2 separate regions of the Homo sapiens genome follow, and region 1 is linked to region 2. The links are chromatin contacts, found by Hi-C or POLR2A ChIA-PET in ENCODE. All regions are on one chromosome and are shown on one strand. The core of a region is the stretch at or near the end of the contact, and the rest is flanking DNA. Distances in the headings are between cores, read along the strand shown.

Evidence for each region. Hi-C counts contacts between places; a loop is a spot of excess contacts on that map. ChIA-PET counts read pairs that join two places held with the same protein, here RNA polymerase II (POLR2A). Pooled maps may share reads with other maps.
Region 1: a pooled map shows a loop between it and region 2 (6-fold over the local background). The contact joins the enhancer-like site here to the promoter of ZNF341 in region 2. A Hi-C loop is called at or near these places in 2 of 50 pooled maps. POLR2A ChIA-PET finds 5 or more read pairs at or near these places in 2 of 52 experiments (Caco-2 and HepG2).

What each region holds. Positions count from the first base shown.
Region 1 is chr20:34,333,892-34,339,825 of GRCh38, reverse strand. No RefSeq gene overlaps it. Among named protein-coding and RNA genes, the nearest start is that of ITCH, 26 kb to the left of the region's middle. RefSeq lists enhancers at 1,357-1,406, 1,457-1,566. Within about 2 kb of position 1,430, at least 6 of the 41 ENCODE cell types and tissues checked have a DNase peak (open chromatin) inside an H3K27ac peak, as active enhancers do.
Region 2 is chr20:33,727,304-33,733,286 of GRCh38, reverse strand. ZNF341 (zinc finger protein 341) reads right to left here and starts at 1,291. Exons shown (of 15, transcript NM_001282933.2): 1 at 1,235-1,291. The coding sequence starts at 1,265. It overlaps LOC124904890 (a long non-coding RNA gene), which reads left to right and starts at 1,304. Exons shown (of 2, transcript XR_007067569.1): 1 at 1,304-1,641; 2 at 4,126-4,350. RefSeq lists a silencer at 771-1,480 and enhancers at 1,591-1,650, 1,661-1,720.

The DNA.
Region 1 (5,934 bases), core at 181-2,680, 610 kb before region 2:
TCTCAGCTACTCTGGAGGCTGAGGCAGGAGAATGGCGCGAACTCTGGAGGCGGAGGTTGCAGTGAGCCGAGATCGCGCCATTGCACTCCAGCCTGGGCGACAGAGTGAGATTCTATCTCAAAAAGTAATAATAATAAATAATAAATAAATAAATAGGAATAAAAATAATTTATCTTAAGCTGGCCTTGGTCATAAGAAGGAGGCATTCAGTCAGGCACATATGCTAGTTACTGCTGAACCCCTGATGAAAGAGATAAAATCTGGTTAAAGTTCCCTGATTAAGCCAGGTGCTGTGGCTCACGCCTGTAATCCCAGCACTTTGGGAGGCCAAGGCGGGCGGATCACCTGAAGTCGGGAGTTCGAGACTAGTCTGACCAACATGGAGAAACCCCATCTCTACTAAAAATACAAAATTAGCCGGGCATGGTGGCACATGCCTGTAATCCCAGCTACTCCGGAGGCTGAGGCAGGAGAATTGCTTGAACCTGGGAGGCGGAGGCTGCGGTGAGCTAAGATCCCACCATTGCACTCCAGCCTGGGCAACAAGAGCAAAACTCTGTCTCAAAAAAAAAAAAAAAAAAAGTTCCCTGATTAAAAAACAAAGCTGCCAGGAGTGGTGGCTCATGCCTGTAATCCCAGCACTTTGGGAGGTCAAGGCGGGTGGATCACCTGAGATCAGAAGTTCGAGACCAGCCTGGCCAACGTGGCAAAACCCCGTCTCTACAAAAAATACAAAAATTAGCAGGATGCGGTGGCGCAAGCCTGTATTCCCAGCTACTCAGTATGCTGAGGCACGAGAATCGCTTGAACCTGGGAGGTGGAGGTTACAGTGAGCTGTGATCGTGCCACTGCACTACATACAGCCTGGGTGATAGAGGGAGACTTTGTCTCAAAAAAAAAAACCAAAACAAACAAACAAACAAAAAAAACAGAGGCCTGGCCTGGTGGTTCATGCCTGTAATCTCAGCAGTTTGGGAGGCTGAGGTGGGTGGATCACTTGAGGTCAGGAGTTCAAGACCAGCTTGGCCAAAATGGTAAAACCCTGTCTCTACTAAAAATACAAAAATTAGCCAGGCATGGTGGCGGGCGCCTGTAATCCCAGCTACTCAGGAGGCTGAGGCAGAAGAATTGCTTGAACCCGGGAGGTGGCGGTTGCAGTGAGCCAAGATCACACCACTGCACTTCAGCCTGTGCAACAGAGCGAGTCTCCATCTTGAAAACAAAAACAAAAACCACCAAAGTTGGTGTCAAGCCCAGCACAGGGCAGAGCCTGCATGTGAGAGCTAAGTGGCTTCCGCTGTGGGGAGAAGCTTCCTGGGGCAGGGCAGGGCGTTGAGCAGCACCTGAGAGTCCGGAGGCATTGACAATTTATTATTTCCATCCAATAAAGCATTCATACCTTGCTGTCTTGCTTCATTTTCTTCCCCCAACAACCCGGAAGCAAATATTCGCTATTTCTGCTTGGCAGACGAGGAGATGAGGCTCAAGGGGTTGAGTAACTTGACAAAGGACAAATCGGTAGCAGAGCTAAAATTTTTGTTTAGGTCTTTTTTTTTGAGATAGGGTCTCACTCTGTTACCCATGCTAGGGAACAGCGGCGCCATCACAGCTCACTGCAATCTCCACCTCCCGGGGTCACGTGATCCTCTAACCTCAGCCTCCTGAGTAACTGGGACTACAGGCTAGTGTATCACAGGACCAGCTAATTTTTGGTAGAGACGGGGTTTCCCCATGTTGGCCAGGCTGGTCTTGAACTCCTGACCTCAAGTGATCTGCCTGCCTCATCCTCCCCAAAGCACTGGGATTACAGGTGTGAGCCACTGTGCCCAACCCAGCAGAGCTAAAATTTAAACCTGCTTCTCAGAGATAAATTAAGGAGCAAAGGAAGCCTTTGTTGGATAGCTTCCAGAGGTTGGGAATGTCCCTGGAAAGTGCTGAGATGGAGTCAATTCTGTTGACTGGGGACTCCTAGTAGATAAGCAAGAAATTAGTTGATAAGTTCTAGTGGTGGGGATGATGAAGACTGAGCACCCGAAGGGGAATGCTTGCAGAGTGATAAATAGTCCCTACACTGCCTTCTAGGGAGATCAAGTTTCCCCATGGGGCTTCTGTCTTAGGAGGTTCTATGAAAATGTAGTCAGAGCTGAATTGCCAGGAAAATGAAGAGACTGGGGGTTGCTACTTCATCTTTCCTTTTGGCCCTTCCTCATATAGCTCTCAACCTCTCCTCTTGATTAGTGGAGACCATATAATAATACAGCAATATTGGTTCCTATCTGCTGTGCATTTGCTATGAGCCAGACTCTTCTTATTTTTATTTATTGGTTTATTTATTTTTTGAGACAGGGTCTTGTTCTGTGGCCTAGGCTGGAGTGCAGTGGTACAATCACAGCTCACTGTAGCCTCAACTTCCCAGGCTCAAGCGATCCTCCCACCTCAGCCTCCCGAGTAGCTGGGACTATAGGCGCACATCACCATGCCCAGCTAATTTTTGTATTTTTTGTAGAGACGGGGTTTCACTGTGTTGCCCAGGCTGGTCTCAAACTCCTGGGCTGAAGCGATCCACCTACCTTGGGCTACCAAAGTGTTGGGATTACAGGCGTGAGCCACTGCACCCAGCTTAGCCAGATTCTTTTCATGTATCATATGGAATCCTCATGATTATATAAAGCAAGTCCTCCCATCATCCTCATTTTAAGGAAAAGGAGGCAAAGTGTGATTGTATTCATTGTCTGTGGCTGTGTCAGGAATTACCCCAAAACTACAAAGCTTAAAACAGCAATAAACATTTATTACCTCAGGTATTTTCTATAGGCAAGGAATTCAGGAGCTGATTAGTTGAGTGATTCTCACCAGAAACATCTCATAAGTTTCAAGATGTTGACCAGGGCTGCAGTCATCTGGAAGCTGGACTGGGGTTGGAGGATACAGTTTCAAGCGGGCCCGTGCACACGGCTGGCAAAGCAGTTGGCTGTTGGCAAGCAGTCTCAGTTACTTCTTGCTGTGTGTGTCCCTGCATTGGGCTGTGCTTATAACATAGCATATAACATTGAGTGTGCTTATAACATAGCAGCTAAGTTCCCTTAGGGCAAGTGATCCAAGAGAGCAAGATGGAAGCTGCAGTCTCTTTGTTTTTTTGTTTGGTTTTGTTTTTGAGACGGAGTCTCGCTCTGTTGCCCAGGCTGGAGTGCAATGGTGCGATCTTGGCTCACTACAATCTCTGCCTCCCAAGTTCAAGCAATTCTCCTGCCTCAGCCTCCTGAGTAGCTGGGGTTACAGGCACGTGCCACCACCCCCGGTTAATTTTTGTATTTTTAATAGAGACGGGGTTTCACCATGTTGGTCAGGGTGGTCTCGAACTCCTGACCTCGTGATCTGCCTGCCTTGGCCTCCCAAAGTGCTGGGATTGCAGGCATGAGCCACTGCGCCTGGCTGTTTTTATTTTTTGAGACAGGTTCTTGCTCTATTGCCCAGGCTGGAATGCAGTGGTGTCATCTCAGCTCACTGCAACCTTGACTTCCTGGGCTCAGGCGATTCTCTCACCTCAGCCTCCCAAGTAGGTTGAGACCACAGGTGCTAATTTTCTTTTCTCTTTTTAGTAGAGGTGAGGTCTCGTTTTATGGCTATGTTGCCTGGGCTGATCTCAATCTCCTGGACTCCAGTGATCCTCCCACCTTAGCCTCCCAAAGTGCTAGGATTACAGGCATGAGACACTGTGCCCAGCCTTGCATTGTCTTTTCTGACCTGGCCTCAGAAGTCACACCTGTTTCTGCAGTAGCCTGGTGGTTATGTAGGAAGAGAGAATCATTGAGGGCCATCTTGGAGGCCACTACCACGATGATAAGTAATTTGCCCAAGGTCACATACATGGGAAGCGTTAGAGGTGAGCTTTGAAGCCAGGAAGTTACTATGTCACAGTAAATATTAGTTTGAAGGAGTAGGGGCAGGCATGTACCCACAGGTCTCCTCTATCCTGGAGGCATTCATGCTTGAGATCCTGAGCTTCTCATTCCAATGGGCAGGTGAGTCAGACACTATCTGATGTGTCAGACAGACATTTTGTACAAGCAACATAATTTGACATTTTCTTTCTTTTTTTTTTTTGAGTAGGAGTCTCTCTCTGTCACGCAGGCTGGAGCGCAGTGGCGTGATCTTAGCTCACTGCAACCTCTGCCTCCCAGGTTCAAGCGATTCTCCTGCCTCAGCCTCCCGAGTAGCTGGGATTATAGGCATGTACCACCACGCTGGCTAATTTTTGTATTTTTAGTAGAGACAGGGTTTCACTATGTTGGCCAGCCTGGTCTCAAACTCCTGACCTCAAATGATCCACCCACCTTGGCCTCCCAAAGTGCTGGGATTATAGGCGTGAGCCACTGCGCCCAGCCAATTTGGGCATTTTTAAAAGACAGAAACAAACAAACAACAAAAAACAGCAAAAGATCGCACAGACTTGCACTTAATGGTAGACATGCTGAATTAAAGGGAACCTGACTGTGGCTCCAGCTTTGCCACTGACTTACTGAAGGACCTTAGGCAAGCTCCAGCCCCCTTTGGGGCCTTTGTTTTCCCATCTGTACAATGGAGCAGTTTGATTCCATGGACACTGAGGTCCTCTGGCTGGGTGATTCTGGGATTCTACGTAGAGAGCTGTTCACGGAGAAAGCCCAGGGAGTTCTTTCTCCACTTTCCCTGGCTTCATCTGTCCTTTGCTGAAGGGGAGCGGACCCCTCAGGTGCAAGGGGCACTCTTCTGGACCCAGGCCAGACCCAGCCAGGCTGTTCAGCCTTGTTTCACCCGAAGCTGGCTGGCACCATTGTTCCCCCATAAAGCTGGGCCCCTTTCCAGCTGCTACTGAACTCAGGGCAGGGGAGAGGCTCAAAGGACTCAGTTGTGTGGATTTCCTCCCTCCCCCAGGGCAGGCCTGGGTCACCCAACAGGCTGATTCAGCCCTTACAGAGGAACAAAAGAGATGAGATATGGTTTAGGGACAGAATTTGACATTTACCATTTTCCCTCATAAAACTTAAAAGTAATCATCTTGGGGAAATCCCCTTATGTTTATTTATTTTACAGTTCAGGGACATTTTAAAAAATTGGGGCAAGGGCATTGTTTCCAATTTCAGTGCTTAGGGACTCATATTTTAATGATTCTATGATGCACATTTGTTTACCTTTTAATATCTTTGAAATTGGAATGCATGTAACAGTTAATGACATAATAAGCTAATTGCAGCATTTAAAAAGTACATAGGCCGGGGGTGGTGGCTCATGCCTGTGCCACCAGCACTTTGGGAGGCCGAGGTGGGCAGATCACGAGGTCAGGAGTTTGAGACCTGCCTGGCCAACATGGTGAAACCCCGTCTCTACTAAAAATACAAAAATTAGCTGGGCATGGTAGCGCATGCCTGTAGTCCCAGCTACTCTACTCGGGAGGCTGAGGCAGGAGAATCACTTGAGCTCGGGAGGCAGAGGTTGCAGTGAGCCGAGATCGCGCCACCACTGCACTCCAGCCTGGCAACAGAGCAAGACTCTGTCTCAAAAAAAAAGAACATAAAATAGTGGTGTATATTACAATGATGGATCTTAAATTTGATGAACTAGGATAATTAGCTTCTGTTCTTGGATTCTAGGCCTACTGGATCTTGGACCCCCCTCAACCCCACAACCCAGTCTTTTCCACCACCCACAGGCTTGTCTTTATCCTAGCGTCATTGTCTTAACCCTCTGTCTCCAATATAATCCTTTGCACTTTTTTTTTTAACTCAAAAATCTTTTTACAGAAACTCTTAGAAGGGAGGAGAGGCCCACCCAGGAGCTGGGGGCACTGCTCAGCCACAGCCACGTTCCGTGTGGGCTGGGTATGGTGGCTGCTTCCCTGCAGAGGGCATGATTTCCTTATTACTTTTGACCTTTACACTTTTTTTTTAACAGCTT
Region 2 (5,983 bases), core at 42-2,541:
AGATCGCTCCACTGCACTCCAGCCTGGGCAACAGAGCAAGACTCTGTCTCAAAAAAAAAAAAAAAAAAGGAAATTAGCCGGGTGTGGTGGTGCACGCCTATAGTCCCAGCTACTCAGGAGGCGGAGGCACGAGAATCGCTCAAACCTGGGAGGGGGAGGTTGCAGTGAGCCGAGATCGCGCCACTGCACTCCAGCCTGGGCGACAGAGTGAGACTCCGTCTCAAAAAATTAAAAAGTGCAGGGAGTGGCTGAGATCTCCTAGGAAGCTGCAGGACTCAAAGCTTCAGCTTCATCCCGCCAGTCCAGTACTTCGAGTTTGCACCCTATCTGTATACTCATCTCATCCCACTCCTCCAAGACCATTCTTGGTCTGTATTTCCCACAATATCTATTCTGCGCCATGGCCCCGAGTCGCTAAGGCTGCCCTTCCTCCCCGACGCCCAGCAGATGCACACATGGAGGTGCTCAGTGTTTGCTGTCTCCAAAGCCCACAGTTTTGAGCCTGAGCACCAACCCCATCCCAGGTTCTTGCAGAGCACGGAACAGTCTGTCGGCACCCAGCGTTTGCTGGCCTGGGTCTGGGAACACCGCGTCCCGGCCGGGCACACCGCGCCAGCACCCACGGTGTCAGTTTAATTTGTAAAACTGCACCGGCCACGGTGCGCACTGCAGGCGCCAGGTGTTTGCTGGCTTGGGTCCCTAAGCTCTGAGTCCAGGCTGTGCACACAGGTGGCGCCTCTGCTGCTGTGGTCTGATTTTGAGACTACGTCCTAGCACGAGGCATACAGTCCGCTCCGCAGAAGTTCTTCGTGGTCAGGCCGCCGAGGCCCTCCTGCCCGCAGCTGCGACCGCACCCCCGTCCCGGGCCCCGCGCGCCGCCAAGCCGCCTCCCTGGCCGCGGCTGTTCCAGACCGCCCCGCCGTCGCCTCCCGCGCAGTTCCCTGCAGGGAGCCCCTCCCGCGCCCGCCCAAGGCCGCCCAGGCTGGCGCTGTTCCGGACCCGAGCCCCCTCCCCGCCGGCCTGGCTCTCCCCGGCTGTTCCGGCCCCGGAGCTCCCCCGCCGGGCCTCGGCTCCCGCGCTGTTCCCGCCCGCGCCCCTCCCGCCCCGCGGCTGTTCCAGCCCCGGCGCCCTCCGCCCCGCGGCCGCTGCGCGCCCTAGGCCGGGCGCTGCGAGGGCGCGGCGGGAGGGGGCGCAGCGCGGAACAGCCGCCTCCGCCGGCCCCGCCGCCGCTCACCCTCCAGGGCCTCAAAGATCGCCTGCGCCATCTTGGAGCCGCCGCCGTCGCCGCCACAGGAACCGAAGCCCGGCTACGCGAGCATTGTGGGAGCCGTGGCGGTTGAGTCGGGGCCGCCAGGGGGCGCCCAGGAGCCGCCGCCGAGCCCCCAGCCCTGGAAACCCAACCTAGGCTCGCGGGACCCCAGCATCTCTGGGCTGCCCTGGCTCCACTCGATAACCCAGTCACCGGGCCACCGAGTGTGGACCCCGCCTCACTTGAACGACCAAGTCTACACCGACCTTATATCCGCCGCACACGCGGAACTTCCCATCCCTATTATCTAAATCCGCATCCCCATCTCACCGGACCCGACCCCCCAGCTCTGACACAGAATCCCCCATTCCCACAGCACGTGAGTCCTCCAGGTCTGCTGCACGGACCCCATTTCCGCTGAGCACAGTATACCCCGACTCTGCAACAAACCATGACCCCTATCCCATCTCACCCAGACCACCCAACTGTCACAGGGATCTCCAGGCTGTACAACATAGATTCCCATCCCTCATCCCCTATTAGAGACTTCCCGCCCCTACTACCCTGCTCAACTCTGCCTGTTGGGAGCCCGCCTCAGCCTCCAGAGTAGCGGGGACTACCGGCACACGCCACCATGTCCTACTAATTTTTATTTTTATTTTTTTGTAGAGATCAGGGTCTCACTATTTTGTCCAGGCTGGTGTCAACTTCTGGCCTCCAGCGATCCTCACGTCTCGGCCTCCCAAAGCACTGGGATTACAGGCGTGGGTCTCCGTGCTGGGGATCCCATTATCTCTTAAGTAACTCCATCTCTTCACCCTCCATCCCTGCTTGTTGGGACCCCATTTCTGTCACATAAACCCCCAACACCCACCCCAGCCACTCCTAGCCCAGCCTCCGAGGGGTCCTATCCAGGTCTCACAGAATGAGAGGTGCTCCTCACTGGGACTTCCCCTACACACACAGACCCCTCTCATCTTCATTCATCCTCCATCAACTGCTTATTAACGGCCTGCTATGCACCAAGTCCCGTAATAGCTCTAGAGACATGGTGGTCCTTTCCCATGGAGTTAGAGGTGGGAAGAAAGACCGACATTAGGCCAGGCGCGGCGGCTCATGCCTGTAATCCCAGCACTTTGGGAGGCCGAGGCAGGCGGATCACGAGGTCAGGAGTTCGAGACCATCCTGGCCAACCTAGTGAAACCCCGTCTCTACTAAAAATATAAAAATTATCTGGGCATGGTGGCACGTGCCTGTAATCCCAGTTACTTGGGAGGCTGAGGCAGGAGAATTGCTTGAACCAGGGAGTCAGAGGTTGCAGTGAGCCGAGATCGTGCCACAGACTCCAGCCTAGCGACAGAGCAAGACTCTGTCTCAAAAAAAAAAAAAAAGACCGACATTAAATCTTAAAGGTTATTTAATTACAATGTGTATGCCGGCCACAGTGGTTCACACCTGTAATCCCAGCACTTTGGGAGGCTGAGGCTGGAGGATCATTTGTATCCAGGAGTTTGAGACCTGTCTGAGCAACATAGTGAGACCCCGTCTCAACAACAACAACAAAAGTAGCTGGGCATGGTGGTTTGCACTTGAGTACCAGCTACTCAGGAGGCTGAGGCAGGAGAATTGCTTAAGCCTAGGAAGTAGAGGCTGCAGTGGGCTATGATCTCACCACTGCACTCAAGCCTAGGCAACAGAGTGAGACCCTTTCTCAATAATCAATGTGTGATAGTGGTTTCAAAGTACCCTTGGGAAACAAGCAAGAGTTTAGGGAGTGCATAGAGGGGAGGGGGAAACTAAGGAAGGGGCTATTGTTAAAGAAAAAATTAGGCCGGGCACAGTGGCTCACGCCTGTAATCCCAGCACTTTGGGAGGCCAAGGTGGGCAGATCACCTGAAGTCGGGAGTTTGAGACCAGCCTGACCAACATGGAGAAACCCCGTCTCTACTTAAAAACAATAAATAAATAAAATTAGGTGGCCATGGTGGCACATGCCTATAATCCCAGCTACTCGGGAGGCTGAGGCAGGATAATTGCTTGAACCCGGGAGGCGAAGGTTGCGGTGAGCCGAGATCACGCCACTGCACTCCAGCCTGGACAACAAAAGCAAAACTCCATCTCAAATTTAAAAAAAAAAAGAAAAAGAAAAAATTATTTACCTGGGTGTGGTGGCTCCTCTGTAATCCCAGCACTTTGGGAGGCTGAGGTGGCGGGAGGATTGCTTGAGCCCAGAAATTGGAGACCAGCCCAGGTAACATAGTCAGACCAGCATCTCCACAAATGATTTTTAAAAATATTAGCCAGGTATGTGGCACATACCTATAATCCCAGCTACTAGGTAGGGATGCTGAGGTGAGAGGATTTCTTGAGCCAGAGAAGTCAAAGCTGCAGTGAGCCATGATCATGTCACTGCATGCCAGCCCGGGTGACAGAATGAGACCCTGTCTCAAAAAAAAAAAAAAAAAAAGAAAAAAAATTGTTCAATGATCTTTGCTAAAACACAAACACAATAAGGAAGGCTTTATTCAGAACTACTGCGATAGGTACCACTACAAAGGGGCCTTGCAGTGGGGGAGAGAGACTGGGCTCAACTCTGAATACAGCATAGGCAAGTGGGAATTTATAGCCGAGGAACATCATGGGGGCTGGGGGTAGGGAGGTCAGTTGATAGAAAATTACCAAGAGGAAACATCGGAGGTAAGGGGAATTCTGGCTAAACCGACCTAACAGGATTCTTGCTGAAGATGGGCTAGGGTAATCAACATCACCTAGGAGATGGTGACAGATGAGGAACCTGATCAGATATCTAGGATGATTAAATATTAAGGATGGGGGTTCCTGCTAAACTGACTTAAAGCATTCTTTGTGAAAACTAGATTTTACAAAGAAGTGCACAGGTGGGCCTAGCAGAAGATTCCAAAGTCTGACCAAGCAGTTACAGCAAGCAAAGAATCTTTGTCACCATCAATCATGAATCTCTCCCATGATCATGGCCACATCGTCATACAACGGGACAACCATGGATTGGACTCTAAATGTTCTCATTGGTTTTACTAAAATACCTATTTTAGCCTCAGCTAAATAAATAACAAATATCATAATTTTCATTTTCTTGTATTCACTATATAACTCCTACAATTAAAAATTATTTGTTTGCAGCTGGGCATGGTGGCGCACTGCTCTAAGCCTAGCACTTTGAGAGGCCAAGGCAGGAGGACTGCATGAGCCCAGGAGTTTGAGACCTGTGAACTACAATTTTTTAAAATTGTTTTTTCAAAGTTCCTCTCCCCTTGGGGAACCCTGCTAGCCACTGTTCCTGACAAGTTGTCTCTGTGGAGACAAAAGTGACTCCATCTTGGATGCTAATCCCCCATGTTGACTTCTGATTAGCCCCAGTCCCGTGAATGCCTCCTGATTCCTACTTTATTTACTGTCCCTAGTCAGCCTGATGTTATTGCACAAATTATAAGCTATATGCCGCCCTGATGTTATTGCATAAATTATAAGCTATGAAACATACAGCATTCTTGTCTGCTCTGGAAGTTTCCTTTAATTGTCTTGCAGAGAGCACTTAAAACTCTTTCCCTGTGGAATATAAGGCCTAAGTCTTGGGGTAACAGAGGGAGAGATCTCCTGTCTTGCTGCCGCCCAAGCCCATGCTGCTTTTAAGATCCCCCATTAAAACACCCTTTACTGACAAACTGAATTTGTCTGCCTCATTCCTTGGTTTTTTGGCTCCGTTGGCATTTGGGGACCACTTTGTATATATGGCCCTTTCACAGAATAGCCTCACAGACTCTCTGCCTATTTACCCCCTCAAGGCCCATTTCTGCCGGTGAACTCCTTGTACTTCCCTGAACACCACCCCTGTGCACACCACTGCTACCCCCTTACCTCCATTTCCCTTCCCATTCCCCCCTGCACAGTGAGCCCTGAGCAAATGTTCCCCACAGAAAACCCAACCTGCCAGGGGCAGTGGCTCAAGCCTGTCATCCCAGCATTTAGGGAGGCAGAGGCTGGAGGATCGCTTGAGCCTAGGAGTTCAAGACCAGCTGGGGCAACACAGTGAGACCCCATTCTCCACAAAAAGGAGAAAAAGAAAAAAGAGGAAATCCACTCTTCTCCAAGACACCACACCCCACCTACCTTCCTGGGAATCTTGAAGGGCACACCCCAAGCTGTGAGCGCCCCCTTCCATTGCCTTGCTGGCAGGGTAAAGTCAGGGTTCCTTCCTCCCTGTCTCTAACATGCTCACTGATCCAATGGCCTCAGATTCTCCCCTCTCCCCTGCAAGTTTCTCCATATAACTATTCTTTGTTTGTCTGCATCACCAAAGCCTGCAAAGTATACCTATTGTTTTTGTTTTATTTATTTATTTATTATTTTTTGTTTTTTGAGACAGAGTCATGTTGTGTTGCCCAGGCTGGAATGCAGTGGCCAATCTCTGCTCACTGCAACCTCCACCTCCCGGGTTCAAGAGATTCTCGTGCCTCAGCCTCTCAAGTATCTTAGACTACAGGTGCCTGCCACCATGCCCAGCTAATTTTTGTATTTTTTGCAGAGACAGTGTTTCACCATGTTGGCCAGGCTGGCCTCGAACTCCTGAGCTCAGGCAATTGCCTGCTTCAGCTTCCCAAAGTGCTGGGATTATAGGCGTGAGCCACCACGCCCGGCCTGTTTTAGTTTTATTATTCAAATAAGAAATGAATATGTTCACATTTATTTGATTACTTT